2 separate regions of the Homo sapiens genome follow, and region 2 is linked to region 1. A link is an interaction called in ENCODE POLR2A ChIA-PET data of the cell type or tissue named here. Cell type or tissue: Panc1. All regions are shown on one strand. Links, peaks and the distances in the headings refer to the core of each region. The heading gives the core; the rest is flanking DNA.

Region 1 (9,059 bases), core at 811-8,810:
TAAATCCTCTACCAAGGGGGCAAGTTGGGTCAATGTGTATCCAGTGACTGCCTAATAAATGCCCCCAGGGTGGACGCCACAATGAGAGGAACAATCTACTCTTATTGGCCTTTTGGATGACGGTGGCACCTGGAAAGGCCTGGAGCTCAGATAACCAGGATTAAAACTCACCTTGTTCCACCAAATAAAAAAATACATGTAGCCATCCCCTGAACAAACCCCTTGGGCAAATTATAAAGCTATCTAGAAAGAGCTATCAGAAACACAGATCATCTAAACTGATCATCTTAATAGCCATGGACCCAAGAGAATAAATTCCATCCACAATAAGGCATATAGAATAATTTAGCTCACAACATTATTTCTTTTTCCCTCTATTGTTGTTAAAAATACACGATACCAAAACAAGGAATTCAAATATTTATGTCAGGGCAACAAGCCAAGGAAAGTCTTGAGTATATGATCCTATTAACAATAATAGAAGATAGAGCAAGGTAAAAGAAAAAATAAAGCTCCCTGCCTCGACTCTTGACCACACATACTTTCCCAAAATAAACAGCCAGCAATTATTCTTTTAATGTTCCTCCTCTGTTCACCCATAAATCACTGCTATGTATAAACCTCTTGCTGATTCAAAGGATTTTTTTTTTCTTTCAGTCTTCCTCTTTTTGATTGCTAACAATGAGTTCTGAAAAGGGCTGAGAGTGCTTTTCCACCATCCCTCAGTAGAGCATCTCCATTTACAAGTACAATACACTCCAACCACACACTTCATTGTCATACTGTTACGTATAAATCACAAAGTTGATCTAGAGATTCTGCCTTTTCTCCTTTCCTCTAAAGAAGCAACTTGGGGCTGGGCATGCTGGCTCATACCTGTAATCCCAACACTTTGGGAGATAAGAGGATGGCTTGAGGCCAGGAGTTTGAGATTGGCCTTAGCAACATAGCAAGACCCTGTCTCTACAAAAAATAAAACGATGCTCACTTCTCTCCACAAGGCCCCGTATGCCCAGTAATGACATGGAGTCACAAATCTCACCTTCTCCCCAGGCACCCTGCTCTAGATATGCTGGCCTAGAAGGTTTAAAAAGAAAAAAAATCCCACCTCTAATCCCAGCACTTAGAGGCTGAGGTAGGAGGATCGCTGAAGACCAGGAGTTCGAGACCAGCCTGGGCAACATAGTGAAATCCTAAAAAAGTAAGAAATTAGCCAAATGTGGTGGCACATGCCTGTAGTCCCAGCTGCCCAGGAGGCTGAGGTGGGAGAATCACTTGAGCCCAGGAAGTCAAGGCTGCAGTGAGCCGTGATAACACCACTGCACTCAGCCTGGGCAACAGTGAGACACTGTCTCAAAAAAAAAAAAAAAATCCTGAATATTATAATGCTCATTTCTAAGCTCTTCATAAACCAGAAGAGAGACAGTTTAAATTTGGATTCTTTCCCCGACTCAGTAGGTAAGCTTTTTCTTTTTCCAATAGCCAGAGGAGGTAGGCAAACATTGGCCCCTCTGCTGACCTTTCTATGAACCTCAAAAAAAATCTCTTTACTTCCCAACCTTGGGGTTGTCTAGCCAATCAAAATGAGTTTAATGTTAGCCTGCATCCTTGTTTGAGAGGTAAGGAGCCTGCATTAGGTTCATGCTGTCTGAGCTCTGCGACCTCTAAGGAAAGGTCCTGTCGTGGCTGCTCGCTGATGCCAGCCCCAAACAGCCTCACCCACCGTCTCTCCAAATCCCATTGCTGTAAGCCCTGCTGCTGGGCCCCAGCATGGCCCTGAGTGGCTGTACTCCACCCTTCTTAGATGCTCTGCCCTTCTCCCTGCTGGAGCATGTGAGCTGGAGCATCCACTCAAGCTCGAAAAAGAACCACATGGTTAAAAAGAAACTTTTTAAAGTAGGTAGATAATTAATGTAAAGAGGGGCAGACTGCCTCTACAATAAGATAAGTCTGATATCGCCTTGTTTTGTAACTATAAAAGTCCTTGCAAACTATTTATTAATGTTTGCAAAAAGATGCTGGGTGTGGTGGCTCACACCTGTGATCCCAGCACTTTGGGAGGCCAAGGCAGGCGGATCATGAGGTCAAGAGATCAAGACCATCCTGGCCAACATGGTGAAACCCCCATCTCTACTAAAAATACAAAAATTAGCTTGGTGTCATGGCATGCACCTGTAGTCCCAGCTTCTCGGGAGGTTGAGGCAGGAGAATCGCTTGAACCCGGGAGGCGGAGGTTGCAGTGAGCCGAGATTAAGCCACTGCACTCCAGCCTGGCAACAAAGCGAGACTCCATATCAAAAAAAAAAAAAGGAGGCCAACATTTGCCTGGTTTTTCTGGGGGGCAGAGGCGGGGGGTGCAGGGGGCAGTTTTTGTGTTTTTTTTTTGAGACAGGGTCTCACTCTGTTGCCCAGGCTGGGGTTCAGTGGCGTGATCATAGCTCACTACAGCCTCAACCTGCGGGGCTCAAGCAATCTTCTCATTTCAGCCTCCCAAGTAGCTGGGACTACAAGGTATACGCCACCATGCCTGGTTAATTTTTTTTTTAATTCTTTGTAGAGACAGGGTCTCACTATGTTGCCCAGGCTGGAACATGTGCCTTTTGAAGGTAAAGTTCAATAGAAAATTTGAGGTGATTCAAATAGGCTTTGGAAAACACCTTGGCCTACTTATTGATTATTATCAGGCATCTTTGGAAATAACTACACATCAATTATCCAAAGAGACTATTACTCTTTTAATAGTGTACAATCATTTTAACAGTAAGAATAAGAATGGTACAACTATTCTCACTCCTCAAAGTAGAATTGGCCATTCCCCTTCCTTTTGGGGCCCACAGTACCCTATAGAGATTTTAATAATGGGGCCAAGCATGGTGGCTCATGCCTATAATCCCAGTGCTTTGGGAGGCTACAGTGGGAGGATCACTTGAGCCTAAGAGTTTGAGACCATTCTGGGCAACATAGGGAGACCTCATCTCTAACAAAAATAAAAAATTAAAATTAGCTGGGCATGGTGGTGCATGCCTGTAGCCTCAGTTACTTAGGAGGCTGAGGACTACTTGAGCCTGGGAGGTTGAGGCTGCCCTGAGACATGATTGAGCCACTGCACTCCAACCTGGGCAACAGAGCAAGACCATGTCTTAAAAAAAAAAAAGACTTTAATAATAGGACCTGAATCCCTTTATTTACTCATTTGTTTGCATGATTGTCTCTCAACACCCCGCTCCCCTTACTACCCACACTGTAAGAACCTTGAGGTTCTATAAGAGCCATCATATTCCTTCTTGAGCCCTATTGTTCAACAGACTGTCTGGCACACAACAGGTACTTCATAACAACAGGATGATGGAAAAGGAGGAGAGGGGATCGCTGAAAATGAAAAGGGGAGAGGCAGTAAGAGTTAAGAAGGCAGAAGCTGAATTTGTTTTATTCATTGTTACCTGGCCTGCAAGTATTTTTTAAATGGACTGAAAAAACTAAATGAGCAGTGGTACCAAGGCATGAAATTATAGAGCTTTGTTTTAAAGTGATGAATATGATCCTTCATCAATTCTAAAAATACTTTTTCTTACATTTTTGACTGGTTGGAAACTAGGATGCATTTTATAATGGCATCTTAGCATTTTGTGATAGTGTATTAGGAACCTCATTTTCTTTTTCTCAGTGGTACATAAAATACTTGTACATGTTAGAAATGATGGTGACATAGATTCCATGAAATGCAATCATTTGGTGTGGCTGTGGTAATAAGGGTTGGAAAGGTTGCAGTGAACCGAGATCGCATCACTGTACTGCAGCCTGGGCAACAAAGCGAGACTCTGTCTCTTAACAGCTTTTGAGTCCCTGTGTGGTTCAAACTAGCTAGGTGCTCACCAAACCTATTTTGTTTTCTTCCTGGGCAAACAGGCCTTTCTCAGTTGTTACTGGGTCACAACTAAATTATGGGGTCACAAACTAAATTATAATCAATAGATTGAGGACAGAAGTGATATAAGCCACTTTCAGACCTGGCCCATGGAATCCTTCCATGTGAGATCCTTCCATCTCCTTCTCCATCTGCAGGTTAAAAGGAGAAAGCTCTAAGAACAGAGGAGTCACAAGATGGAAGGAGCCTGGGTGCCCGAAACATTAAAGGCAGCTTAGCCAGGAATAACCATGTTGAACTGCTGTACACACAAGAAATAAACTTCATTTTTATTGAGCCACTGAAATTTGGGGGCTGGTAGGGAAGTTACCTGCTCTAAAACCTCCTGGTTCCGGCTGTACCTGTTCTTTTCATGGTTACATAAAATACCTCAGTATCCTTCCCACACATTCTCTCTTTACCCCAATTAGAGTTGGGTTGCTTCCGTCCATAACTTAAAGAGTTCTAACACAGCCAGGAAGAATGAAGAGCTATCATTTGAAGCGGCAAGAAGGTGGAAGTAAGCAACGATCCCTAAGTGTCTTGGGAACACCTAGAAAATTTGTCAGAACAGGGTAATAATTCCAACAAACTGATGACAGTCCACGAAAGACCCTTTTCACTTTCCAAGGGCTTCTAGCTTTAAACTCATAAAGCACTTACAGTTAAAAAAAAAAAACAAAAACCCTCTTCCCCACCCTCATTTCATTCTCAGAAGCATGTATGAAGTTGTAATAGCCCTGACGTATGGTTTACCTACTAAGATACCCTCAGGAGTTCTCATCTAGCAAGTGAGATACACCTTATTTATCATACATAGCCAGCTCTGCTGTCCCAGAATCTATTGGAAAATGAATCACACATAGCTCTAAGAATTCAAATAATTACTCTGGGGTAAATAGTTCTGGGTATGAGTGTACAACCCTGGCTAGAGTTTTCAAAGATAAATATTCAACAATCACCAAAGCTTCTGGTAGCATTTACAATACTATAAATGAGATTACAAAAATAAACAGGAGAATGATGCCACAAATGCCTCCTTGAGCAATAATCAGGTTTGCCAGGAACTGGAGACCAGTGATGACAGAGCAGGCCTCCTGCTCAATTTCCAGAAACATTTCTCTTTGAGCCAAATTTGGTCTTTAAGAACAAGCTCTGGCATCTGTAAAACACGCTACAGGCTTGTTATAAAGCCCATTTATACTATATATTGAGTTACGTGACTCAGAACAGCAGCATGAAGCTGGGATTGTCATCAGTCCTTCCTTTTCAGCAATAAAAACAGGCTCAAACAGATCAAGTGCTCACAGCCCCAGGATTTGTGACTTGAGCCAAGACTTAAGCTCTGATCTCCTGACCTCGGATCCTCTATCCATTTCGCTATAGCCCAAACTATGGAATACCAGGGAAGAGAAATGGCCTGGCTAGAGGAGACTTTTCCCCACTGCCATAATTCATCAACCCATGTTGGAAGCTAGTTTTCCATGTTGCATGCAGCCATGTGTGGGAACTTAACAGCAAGGGCTAAAGGGCCTGAGAGAGATGTCTGGCCTGCCTCCAAAGCCAGCTGGGAAAACATTCCCTGACAAGACACTGTGCCCACAGGGGAACACGAGAGAAGAAGGAGCCTGAGGCAGCAGATTAGAAGTGCTGAGCCTTCCATGTGATCCTGTCTTAATCTTATAGTTCAAGGCCTCTAAGAACCAGTTGACAAGGTCTCTCAGAACTGCAAAGATAGAATCTGGAGCAAATGAGCTGAAGTTTTCCTTTGTTGGGGAGGGAGAAGGGATCCACTACAAACCTAGCTGACCTCAATCAGCATTCTCTCAGATGATTTTTATGAGCCACTTCTAAAAGACAAATTGCCAAGATCAAACACTCATACATTGACTGGGAAAAGAGACAGTGAGGTGCAAGGCAATATTAATATATTAATGTTTTAGTAAAAAAACTTTCCCTGTGACTTGGTGATCTACCACCTCAGAGAGAAGACACAGGGAACTGGAGCTGTCCTTCAGTGTGTTAGAAAAGTTGAAGAGCTGGCCTCCCCTAACTATCATGAATCCCCTGGGCTCCATAGATGGAAGGGAGGCGTCTATGCCCTGCACCCTGGGTGGTTCCTCCAGAAATAGAAACTCTAGTGTTTTGAAGGAGCATGAAGTAGAGGAAGGAGCCTTAAACCACTGTTTAGTCTCCTTCCAGCTGTGACCTTAAGCAAGTCACAACCTCTTTGAGCCTCAGTTTTTGTACTTATAAAGCCAGGATAAGAACACCTACATTACAGGATTGTGGGGAGGATCAAATAAAATTATAAATGCAAAGGGCAGAGCACAGCTGCTCAATTAATGGTTAGTGCCTAACTTTTGCCCCTCAACCTCCACTTCAATTTCTTAGTATTGAAATTGTATATTTAGTAATTCTAATCCTTAGTAACTCAGCGGTACTTAGTAATTTTGAGAAAATCACATATATTACCCAGTGTCTTGGCAATTTCACTTGCTTTTTTGAAGCATAACCATCTGTGACTTTAGTTGTGAGCATCTCCAATAACTCTGGACCCTTGAGTCTCTTACTAATCTGCTCTATGCTTCCTAAATGCCTTCAAAAAAAAAAAAATCTAACCCACAGGTCCCTTTTTAACCTTATAATCTTTCTCTAATCTGGAAGAGATTCTAAACCTTATAGATATTTGACAAATTGCTGGGAACTTAACTGTCATATATGACTAAATTTTCCATAAGACTTAAAATAAAAAGTTTGCCAAAGTTTTAATGACTTTAATAAATAAGTGGCCAAGTGTTATGGTTCATGCCTGTAATCCCAGCACTTTGGGAGGCCAAGGTGAGTGGATCACTTGAGGTCAGGAGCCTGAGATCAGCATGGCCAACATGACGAAACCCCGTCTCTACTAAAAATACAAAAAGTAACCAGGAGTGATAGCATATGCCTGTAATCCCAGCTACTCAGGAGGCTGAGGCAGGAGAAACGCTTGAACCTGGGAGGCAGAGGTTGCAGTGAGCTGAGACTATTCCACTACACTCCAGCCTGGGTGACAGACAGAGGGAGACTCTGTAAATAAATAAATAAATAACATGCTTATGACCATAGGGACAACAGGAAGGATGAGGTTCTTGTGGTCTTCTTCATTATCTTCCTGGAGTCATTTCCTCTTAACATCCTCTCATCCTAGACAGGGTCAGGTGCCCCTCCTCTATGCTCCAGTAGTTATCTCTATGTACACTGCCAGCATTATGACCATACTGTATGATAATCATCTCTTTTACGTCTCTTTCTTTAGCCTACAATCTCCTTATAGTCAAAAACAGTGTGCTGTCAAATCTTGATTGCTACTACCCATGAGCACAGTATCTGGCATATAATAGATATAAAACTTGTGTTTGATGAATGAATAAATTAGGTTTTTAGATCTGGGAGAAACTTTAGAAATAACCTGGTCTAATACAGGCCTTCATTTCACAGACAAGAAAGCTGAGCCTGTCCCTGGTCATCTAGGTGGCTAGGAAAAACAACATTAACAACAACAACAAAAAAGAAAGTTGAGGCCACGCATGGTGGCACACCTCTGTAGTCCTAGTTACTGGAGAGGCCAAGGAGGAAGGATCACTTGAGCCCAAGAGTTTGAGACCAGCCTGGGCAATAGAATGAGACCCTGTGTCTACGAAAAAAAAAAATACAAAAATCAGCCAGATGTGGGGGTGTGCACCTGTAGCCCCAGCTACTCAGGAGGCTGAGGTGGGCAGACTGATTGAGCATGGGAGGTTAAGGCTGCAGTGAGTCGTGATCATGCCACTGCACTCCAGCCTGGGCAACAGAACAAGACCTTGTCTCAAAAACAAAAAAGAAAAACGAAAAGAAAGCTGAGCCTCAGAAATGTAAGGTATCCTCAGAAGCAGCAAGAAGATGGCAAGTGGTGGCGGCCAGGTGCCATTTTGACTGTAGTTCAAAAGCAGACATCACCTGGCACTCACCTGCAAGAAGAAGCGTGTGGCTTAGTGGACACAGCATGGGCTCTATAGGAAAAGTCTTGCTCCTGCCACCTACCCGTCATGTGATTTTGGACAGGTTACTTCCTCTCTCTGAGTCACAATTTCTGCATCTGCATCTGCATCTGTTAATTGGAGCTATTAATAGCTCCAAAGTTGTTAGGGTTATTAAATCTGCCACCATACATAAAGTGCCTAGCATAGCACCTGGCACTATGTAAATGTTTACTGAATGAATCATGAATGAGTACCTGTCCAGCACACCACAACTTCATGAACCTGGTTTAGACTTTGCTTTCAGGTCTCTGACCACAGCAAAGATGGCTGGGACACCCACAATTATAGAACCATGAACTTGGAGATCTGTTCCTTGCAAGGACTGGACTTTAAAGCATGTCTATAACTTTGCTCACTGTTCCCTTCCCCTGAGTTGCCCTTCTCACCTTCCTCATTGACACACAAATTTTATCCATCTTCTGCTGCGCAGCCAGATCTACCCTGTCTTGGAAGCCATTTCTAACACTTATTACTTCTCAGTCCTTCCTGTCTCACTGATCACTTTCTACCAAGTAGTAAAGGAGTGCTATGATTTGAATGGTTTGTGTCCTTTTCAAAATTCATGTTGAAATTTAATCCCCAATGCATCTGTATTTAGAGGTGGGAACTTTAGGAGGTAATTAGGCCATGAGCGCTCCATGCTTATGAAGGGATTAGCACCTTACAAAAAGGGCTTGAAGGGGTGAGTTGTCCTTCTGTGCCTTCTACCATGTGACCACACATCCTTTGGAGGATGCAGGAACAAGGCACCATCCAAAGGGCACAAGAGTAGAAAAGCAGAGAGTATCCTTCAGCAGACACCAAGCCTGCTGGCGCCTGGATCTTGGACTTTTCCAGCCTCCAGAACTGTAAGAAATAAATTTCTGTTGTTCACAAATTACTCAGTCTCAGATATTTTGCTATAGTAGCACAAATGGACTAAGACATAAGGTGTATCTGTTTGGTTTTTTAGATATACATAACATAAAATTTACCATCTTAACAATTTCTAAGTATACAGTTCAATAACATGAAGTATATTCACATTGATGTGCAGCCAATCTATAGAACTTTTTCATCTTCTAAAACTGAAACTCTACACCCACTAAACAGCT
Region 2 (9,059 bases), core at 402-8,401, 55 kb after region 1:
TGGCTCACCGTAACCTCCACTTTCTGGGTTCAAGCAATTCTCCTGCTTCAGCCTCCCAAGTAGCTGGGATTACAGGCATGCGCCGCCACGCCCAGCTAATTTTGTATTTTTAGTAGAGGCAGGGTTTCTCCATTTTGGTCAGGGTGGTCTCGAACTCCTGACCTCAGGTGATCTGCCTACCTTGGCTTCCCAAAGTGCTGGAATTACAGGCGTGAGCCACCGCGCCTGGCCTCCACATTGCATTTTTATCTTTTGTGTCTTCTTTTTCCTTTTAAGCTTGACCTTAATTTGCTGTAAAACCTGCTCTTGTACACATAATAATAATAATAATAATAATATAACAATAATAAATGGAGAAGTGGGTAGAATACACCATGTACTTTGTCCCTAACTAGGAAGCCACCTTCCCACTTCTCTTCCCACACAGCCATTATTGCTTCAAGCACACATTAAAGGATCTCAAAGGCCAGCTGTCCTTAATTGTCCATAACCAAACATTTCAGGCCATCTCTGATTAGTACATCAAACGCATCCATTTGGTGCAGGTGGACTATTTCCACATTTGCTCTTTATACCTCAGTAACTGGTCAGACTATTTAGAGGGAAAAAGAATCTTGCAAGGCAGTTGGCTCTAAAGGAATGCTGAATATTTCATTCTTGGGCTCTTGATGCATCAGAACAAATCCCCTTTGTCTTCTTCTGGATACAGAGTGATGGCATTGGTTCTTTATGTATATTCAAACCCTGCCCTAAGCACTGAGAAAGTTGTTTTGCTCATTTATTTACATATGCCTTTATTCATTCATTTAATAGCCATTTATTGAGCAACAACTATGTTCCAGGCCTGTGCTAGATCTTGGGGATATATCGCTGAGAAAGACCGGCAGACTTACATTCCACCAGGATAGGCAGACCAAAAAACATGTCATCAAATAAGGAACAAGAAAATTGTGACAAGTACTATAAAGAAACTGTATCTGGATAGTGTAATTGGGCAGAGAGGGATGCAAAGAGAGATGGGGTGGTCAGAGTGGACCTTTCTGGGGAGAGAATATTTAAACTGAGTCCTGAAGAATGAGAAGCCAGTTATGTGAAGAGCCAGGAAAGAGGTTTCTCAGCAGGGCAAAGGTTAAATGCAAGGCCTCTGAGTTGGAGAAGAGCTTGATAGGTTTAGAGAAATGAAAGGAGAGTAGAGAGGTTGGCAGAAGACAAGTTAAGCAGGGTTTTGTAAACTAGGACTATAGATTTTACTTTAAGTACAACTCATTATGCATTCAACAAACACTAATTGAGTGCCTAATATGTGCCAGGCACTATTCTAGATGCTGGACATGGAGCAGTAACAAAACATAACAATCTTTCCCTCTTGTAAGTTATATTCTAGTGGGGAAGATAGGAAATAAACAAAATAAATAAGTAAAATAGTAATTTTAGATAGTGCTAAGGAGACTATAACAAACCAAGGAAAAGAGTTAAGAAGTGTAGGACTGTAATTTTAGGTAAGAGTCACCAGATAAGGCTTCACTGAAAAACTTACATGTAAGTAAAGGTTTGAGGTGTCCATGTGCTGCCCAGGAGCAAAATCCTGGGCCACTTTAATATTTAAAGGTCAGGGAGAAGACCAGGAAAGGAGAATGACAAGGACCATTGGGAAAAGTAAAAGAAAAATTAGGCACATGTCCTGAAAGCTGGAAAATATTTCAGGGAGAAGAGAAAGCAACCATGTAAAATGCTGCAGATGGTAAATAAAGATGAGGACTGAAACATGATCATCTGTTTTTTATTTGTTTGTTTTTTGAGACAGAGTCTCACTCTGTCACCCAGGCTGGAGTGCAGTGGCACGATCTCAGCTCACTGCAACCTCCACCTACCAGGTTCAAGCAATTCTCTTGCCTCAGCTTTCCGGGTAGCTGGGATTACAGGCGTGTGTCCCCACACCCAGCTAATTTTTGTATTTTTAGTTGAGATGGGGTTTTGACATGTTGGCCAGGCTGGTCTCCAACTCCTGACCTCAAGTGATCCGCCCACCTCAGCCTCCCAAACTGCTGGGATTACAGGAACGAGCCACAGTGCCGGCCTAACACATATTCATTTGATTTAGCCATGGGGAAGTTATCGATGACCTTGAGAAGAGCAGTTTCACTGCTATAGTGGAGATGAAACCTGGGTAGGAATACGTTCAGGAGAGAGTTGGAGAAAAGAAACTGGAGATTCAGAGTGTAGACAACACTTTCAAGGAATTTGCTGTAAGGGTAAGGGATTTGAAATGGGTCACCGGCCACAGGAGAATTTAGATCAAAAGAGGTTTTTCTCCAACTTTAAAAAAAATGTTCAAATGTACAGAAAAGTTGGAGAATAGTAGAATACTCATATACCCTTCATCTTATTGCAGCAATTGTTGACATTTTGCCATATTTGCTGTCTCTCTAGAGAGAGGATTTTAAAAATTTTTTTCAAATTGCTAAGTGTAATGCATATACAGAAAAATTGACCAGACAAAAATATATAACTCAATAAATGATCAAAAACAAGCACATGTAACCACCACCAATATCAAGAAATGTGCTTTTGGGTTGGGGTTTCGTACATAGCCGAGCAGCTCCCTCGCTGTGATCTATTCAGTCAGCCCTCAACACAGGAGTTTGTAAAAAAAAAAAAAAAAGGTATCATCCTCATAGTCCCCTTGTGCCCCCTCACTCCCATCAACACATAACCGCCATCCTGAATTTATGGTAATAACTTCTTGCTTTTCTTTCTAATTTTACCACATAAGTTTCTAAACATGACAGTTTAATTTTTGCTTGTTTTTGAACTTTAAGAATCAAATCATTTATGTAGTAATATTATTTTATATTTGACTTCTTTAGCTTAATATGTTGTTGTGTGTTTATTGTTCCACTGTAGTGTTCTGTTGTAAAAATATGCCAGCTTTTATTTATTCATTCTACTGTTTATAATGATGTTAGTTGTTTCCAGTTTTTTGCTGCTATGAATAATGCTGAGTGCTGCTATAAATATGCTTGTTTATGTCTCCTGATGCACATATTCATGCATTCTTATCCAGTACATTCCTAGGAGTAGAATTGCTGGGTTGTAGGAATGTATATATTCAACTTCCATAGCTAATACAGAGAGTTTTCCCGATTGGTTATACCAATTTACCTTCCCATTAGCAATGTATGAGAGCTGTTGCTCCATGTCTTCACCAACAATTGGGATTGTCTGTCCTCTTACGTGGGTGCACAGTCATATTTCATTGTTGTTTTAATTAACATTTCCCTGAATACTGACATTCATTGGCCATTTGGATATCTTCTTTTACAAAGTGCCTGTTCAAGACGTTTGCCCACTTATAAAATTAGATTTTTTAGACTTTTTCTTATGATTTGTAGCTGTTTTTCTTGTATACTAGGGATATGAGTCCTAGTAGATTATATGTGTTGCATATATCTTCTGTCACTCTGGTTTGCTTTTTCATTTTCCTAGTGCTATCTCTTGATGAATAAAGCTCTTCATTTTCATGTAGTCAAGTTATCAGTCTTTTCCTTTATTGTGCTTTTTTGGGTTATGTGTAGGAACTTTTCATCGTCTCAAGGTGGATACGCTCCTGTGTTATCTCCTATAAGGTGTGTTGTTCTATCCTTCATATTTAGGAATATAGTACACCTGGAGTTTTTGTATTATCTTTTCATTTTTAGCACTTGGATATCTAATAACCCAGCATCATTTATTGAAAAACTTTTTCCTACTGTTCTGAAGTGTCATTTTTGTCATAAATTAGATGTCCTTATGGAAGTTCATTTCTGGGCTTAGTATTTTCTATCCTTGCAACATTACCATACTGACTTAATTGCTATAGCTTTATAAGTCTTGATATTCAATGGGACAATTACTCCTACCTTGCTCCTTTTCAAAAGTTTATTTTCCATTCTGGGTCCTTTCCATGTTTCTATAAATTTGAGAATCACCTTATGGAGTCTTATAAACCAAGTCCTCTTGGAATTTGGATTGGAATTGCATTGAATCTGTAGATAATCTGAGATGAAGCAGTATCTTTAGTGTAACTGGGTCTTCCAATCCATGAATATGGTACAGCCTCTCCTTAATTTAGTTGTTCTTCTTTTTTTTCAGGTGGGTTGGGGGAGAAGGAGCCAATTCAATGTCTAGTCTTTACTGGAAAGAAGAAACTTTACAGCGCATTTTGAGCAATTTAGTGCAGAGTCTCAGTGGGTCAACTGGCGGGGCACCAGATAGTAATGGATTTCACAGTTAGGGCATTGCTGGGTCTCACCTTTGTGCAGCCAAAAACTAGAGGACAGCACTGTTGTACTCTTCACAGATGCAGCCCACTATTCACTTGTTGGTGATGGAGGAGACTAAATTAGGGTCTTCTTTGGTGCCAGAAGCTTCCTTTTGGAGTAGTGTATTCTATGGGTCCAGTCCCTTTCATGCAGCCATTATGACCTACATCTCCAGTCCAGACACATCACCATCAGTAGGAACACCACCTTCAGATGCCATGGAGCACATCAAGGCCACCCACTGGAACCATGGGCCCTCAGAGTCTGCAAGGGCAGCACTCCAACTCTGTGGCATAACCTCAAAGCCATATGCTCACGACAAGCAGCAGCACTTCTGGGAACAGGCTTCAGAGACAACTTGAGTTCTTCCTTAATTTCTCTCAGTAAGATTTATAGTTTTCTATGTACAGGTTGTGTACTTTTTCTTTGTGTGAACTTATTCCTATTTGAAACTTCAGATGCTGTGGAAATTGTATGTTTTTAAAAAAGTTTTCTAACTGTTTATTGTTGGTATGTAGAAATATATCTGATTTGCATACTGGTCCTTTATCCAGCAACCTTCTTAAATTCACTTTTTAATTCTAATAATTTATCTGTAGATTCTTTTGGATTTTCTATGTATGTAACTATATCATTTGTAAATAATGCCAGCTTATTTCTTCCTCTTCCTCACTCTGACATTCTAAAATGTCTCCTCTTTTCTATAAGTACTTTAAAAATAATGATTAAATAATTTATTTATCTGGAGTTTATTTTGAGCATTGAGTATGCAGTGTGGCTCTAAGCTAATTTTTTTCCCAGATGGATATCCTGATTTTTATGTAACAGTTATTAAATAAACCATCTTTCCTCAATAATTTGAAATGAGACCTTTATAATAGATTAAATTCCTATGTGTATTTGATTTCACTTTTGTGGGTTTTTTTTTGGATCACTGAACTCTTTTAGTTATTGTAACTTTAAAATGTTTTAATATTTGGTAGATCTTCTTATTTATTTTTGGAATATATATTTCTATTCTTATTTAATTTTTCATATAAATTTGGGAATCAGCTTATCTAATTCCAAGACAAAATTCTATTTAGATTTTTATTAGGAGAGCTTAAGTTATAGATTCTATTTATAAAGTTGAGCTTTCCGGATAGGTGCAGTGACTCACACCTGTAATCCTAGCACTTTGGGAGGCTGAGGCAGGAGGTCAAGGCTGCAGTGAACTGAGATTGTGCCACTGCACTCCAGCCTGGGTGACAAAGTGAGACCCTGCCTCAGAAAAAAAAAAGTTGAGCCTTCCTATCTTTTTCTCTGTTTCTTTTCTTTTCTTTTCTTTTTTGGCAGAGTCTCACTCTGTTACCCAGGCCGGAGTGCAGTGTTACAATCTCAGCTCACTGCAACCTCTGCCTCCCAGGTTCAAGTGATTCTCCTGCCTCAGCCTCCTGAGTAGCTGGGACTATAGGCATGCACTACCACGTCCGGCTAATTTTTGCATTTTTAGTAGAGACAGTTTTGCTATGTTGGGCAAGCTGGTCTCGAACTCTGGACCTCAGGTGATCTGCCCGTCTCGGCCTCCCAAAGTGAGCCACTGCACCTGTCCAAGGGCTACCTTTCTAGTGGTTCAAATTGTTTGTGTCACTTAATACTTTAATATAGATCTTGTGCATATATCAATTTATTTCTAGACATTTATCTTTTTTGTTGGTACTGTTAATAAAGCTATTTTCTTCATTATGTTTCCAAACTGGTCATCGTTTGCTTGAATGTTGCTTATTAACCTTTCTGTGAGTTAATTTTGGGTTTTTTGTTTGTTTTGGTTTATTTTGTTTTTGCTTTTTCTTTTTTTTTTTTTTTTTTGAGACAGGATCTCACTCTATTGCCCAGACTGAAGTATAGTGGTACAAACATGGCTGAATGTAGCCTTAACCTCCTGAGCTTAAGAGATCCTCACACTTCAGCCTCCCAAGTAGATGGGACCACAGGCGTGCACCACCATGCCTAGCAAATTTTTTTGTTTTAATTTTTATAAAGATGAGGTCTCTCTATATTGCCCAGGCTAGTCTCAAATTCCTGGGCTTAAGCAATCCTCCTGCCTTGGCCTCCCAAAGTGCTGGGATTACAGGCATGAGCCACTGAGACCAGTCATTCTGTGAGTTAATTCTGTAATCCAACCACTGAACTAAATTCTCTTCTTGTTTGTAATAGTTTTTCAGTTGATTCTCTTGTTTTTCTCAGGTAAGCAATTTATATAATTTTTAAACAACATGTAATTTACTTCTTCCTGCCTGTTTTTTATTTCACTGATTTCTATTAAGAGATTTTAAGCAGGAGAGCCCTCCTGCTTAAATCTAATCTGATTACAACATCAAAAGATTACACTGGCTGCAAAGGTGGAATCAAGAAAATCATTTAGGTGTCCAGTAACAAAAGATGGTATCTTGAGCTAAGAGAGTGGCAGTAGAGGTAGAGAGAAGTAGGGAGATGGGAGATATATTTTGGAGGTCAAATATGTGGCAGAGAAAGGTTAATCATATTATTCTAAAGATTTGGAAAATTCTTGGAAATCTTAGAATATAAGAATCATAGTTTATTAGAAGAGACCGTAAATATAATCAAGAGTCTCTAACCCGATGCATTCTCAGTTTCACTACAATTTCCTGGCTACTTCCAGTGGTAGAGAACTCACTACCTCCCATGTCAGCCATTCAATTTATTCAATTCACTCCACAAACCCTGCTCTTTGTCAGGTACTGTGAGGGACCCTAGAAAACATGGATAATGAAGATCCACTCCCTTCTCTGGGGAAGTAATGAAGATTCACTCCCTTCTCTGGAGAAGCTCATAGAAATGGACAACTCTTTTGGAAAGTCTCTTTCCTGGCTGGGCAATGTGGCTCAGGCTTAGCAACCTTTCTAATGGTTTAAATTGTTTGTGTCACTTAATACTTTAATATAGATCTTGTGCACTTCTTATCAATTTATTTCCAGACATTTATCTTTTTTGTTGGTATTGTTGATAAAGTTATTTTCTTCATTATGTTTCCAAACTGGTCATTGTTGGCTTGAATGTTGCTTATTAACATTTCTGTGAGTTAATTTTGGGTTTTTTGTTTGTTTGTTTTGGTTTGTTTTTGTTTTTGCTTTTGTTTTGTTTTTTCTTTTTTGAGACAGAATCTGACTCTGTTGCCCAGACTGAAGTGCAGTGGCACAAACATGGCTGAATGCAGCCTTAAACCTCCTGGGGTCAAGAGATCCTTCCACTTCAGCCTCTCAAGTAACTGGGACCAGTGGCTCATGCCTGTAATCCTAGCACTTTGGGAGGGCAACGCAGGCGGATCGCTTGAGCCCAGGAGTTGGAGATCAGCCTGGGCAATATATGGTGAAACCCGCATCTCTACAAAAAAATTAAATACATAAATACAAAAATTAGCTGGGCATGGTGGCATGTGCCTTTAGCCCAAGCTATCTGGGAGGCTGAGATAGGAGGATTAATTAAACCAAGGAGGTCGAGGTTGCAGTGAGCCATGCTCATGCCACTGCACTCCAGTCTGGGTGACAGAGCAAGACCCTGTCTCAAAAACAAACAAACAAAAATTTAAATGGCAAATCTACATATGAATTCAATACAGTAGACATTTAAACCTTGCACTGCCACATAATTATTTATTTTGTGAAAAAATGACATACTTTTTGAATATGTATACATCAAAACCAAAAACTAAATGTTTACTTTTTTGTTTATTGACAGCTTTTTGTTTGTTTCTTGTTTTTTGTTTTGTCTTTTGAGACAGGGTCTCACTCTGTTTCCCAGGCTGGAGTGCAATGGCACCATCAAAGCTCACTGCAGCCTTGATTTCCAAGGCTCAACTGATCCTCCTGCCTCAGCCTCTCCAGCAGCTGGGACTACAGGCACGTGCCATCATGTCTGGCTAATTTTCTCCATTTTTTGTAGAGACAGGGTCTCCTTATGTTGTCCAGGCCAGTCTTGAACTCCTGGGTTCAAGTGATTCTCCTGCCTCAGCCTCCCAAAGGCTGGGATTACACGCATGAGGCACTGTGCTAGGCCTCTACTGACAACTTTTTTTTTGTTTTTTGAGACAGGGTCTCACCCTGTTACCCAGGCTAGAGTGTAGTGGCACAGTCTCCACTCACTGCAACCTCCAGGTTCAAGCAACTGTTGTGCCTCAGCCTCCCAAATAGCTGGAATTACAGGCGTGCACCACCACGCCCAGCTAATTTTTGTAGAGACAGAGTCTCATCATGTTAACCAGGATGGTCTCAAACTCCTAGGCTCAAGCAATCCCAAAGTGCTGGGATCACAGCCTCCCAAAATGCTAGGATTACAGGTATGATCCACTTTACCCAGCTTTTACTAGCTTATTAAGTAACCGGAGAGTTTAGTCCCTACAGTTTTATGATGCATTTTTAGGTTTCAGTTCCCAGAGGTCATTTTTTACAAATGTTGAAGATGTACCTCTGTCCAGCTTGCCAGCCTTTTTCTGTTATTTCCTTGACTGTGTTCATATATATTCTGATTCTTTCCAATTCCTTCCTGCTTTACTAGCTGTTTCTTAGTATTAACTCCTTGAGTTGCCAAATAAACTCAAAACTTTAAATTTAATGTGTACATAGAAACTAAATCCACTTTCACTTGTTTAAGTGGGTCCAACTTCTGCAACAACTCATTTCAAGAAACAGACATCATGGTCTTTAGCATATTATCCACAGCACCAGTGTAATTCTCAAGCATTGACAAATATTCATGAAT

Evidence for each region. ChIA-PET counts read pairs that join two places held together with the same protein. Peaks named below come from ENCODE experiments on the same cell type or tissue, not always from the same donor. Only the 100,000 strongest peaks of a DNase experiment are listed, where the experiment ranks them.
Region 2: POLR2A ChIA-PET joins it to region 1 with 5 read pairs; 9 of 35 experiments call an interaction of 5 or more read pairs at or near these places.

The regions. Positions count from the first base shown.
Region 1 is chr11:83,047,114-83,056,172 of GRCh38, forward strand. The region is part of intron 1 of RAB30 (RAB30, member RAS oncogene family); the gene reads right to left. Among named protein-coding and RNA genes, the nearest start is that of SNORA70E, 10 kb to the left of the region's middle. RefSeq lists an enhancer at 7,764-7,923. In Panc1, for the core only: no CTCF peak of the experiment used is centred there; a DNase peak (open chromatin) is centred at 4,828; H3K4me3 peaks cover 690 bases; H3K27ac peaks cover 3,387 bases.
Region 2 is chr11:83,102,348-83,111,406 of GRCh38, forward strand. It overlaps the pseudogene COX5BP4 and the pseudogene C1DP5. Among named protein-coding and RNA genes, the nearest start is that of LINC02951, 9.7 kb to the left of the region's middle. In Panc1, for the core only: no CTCF peak of the experiment used is centred there; no DNase peak of the experiment used is centred there.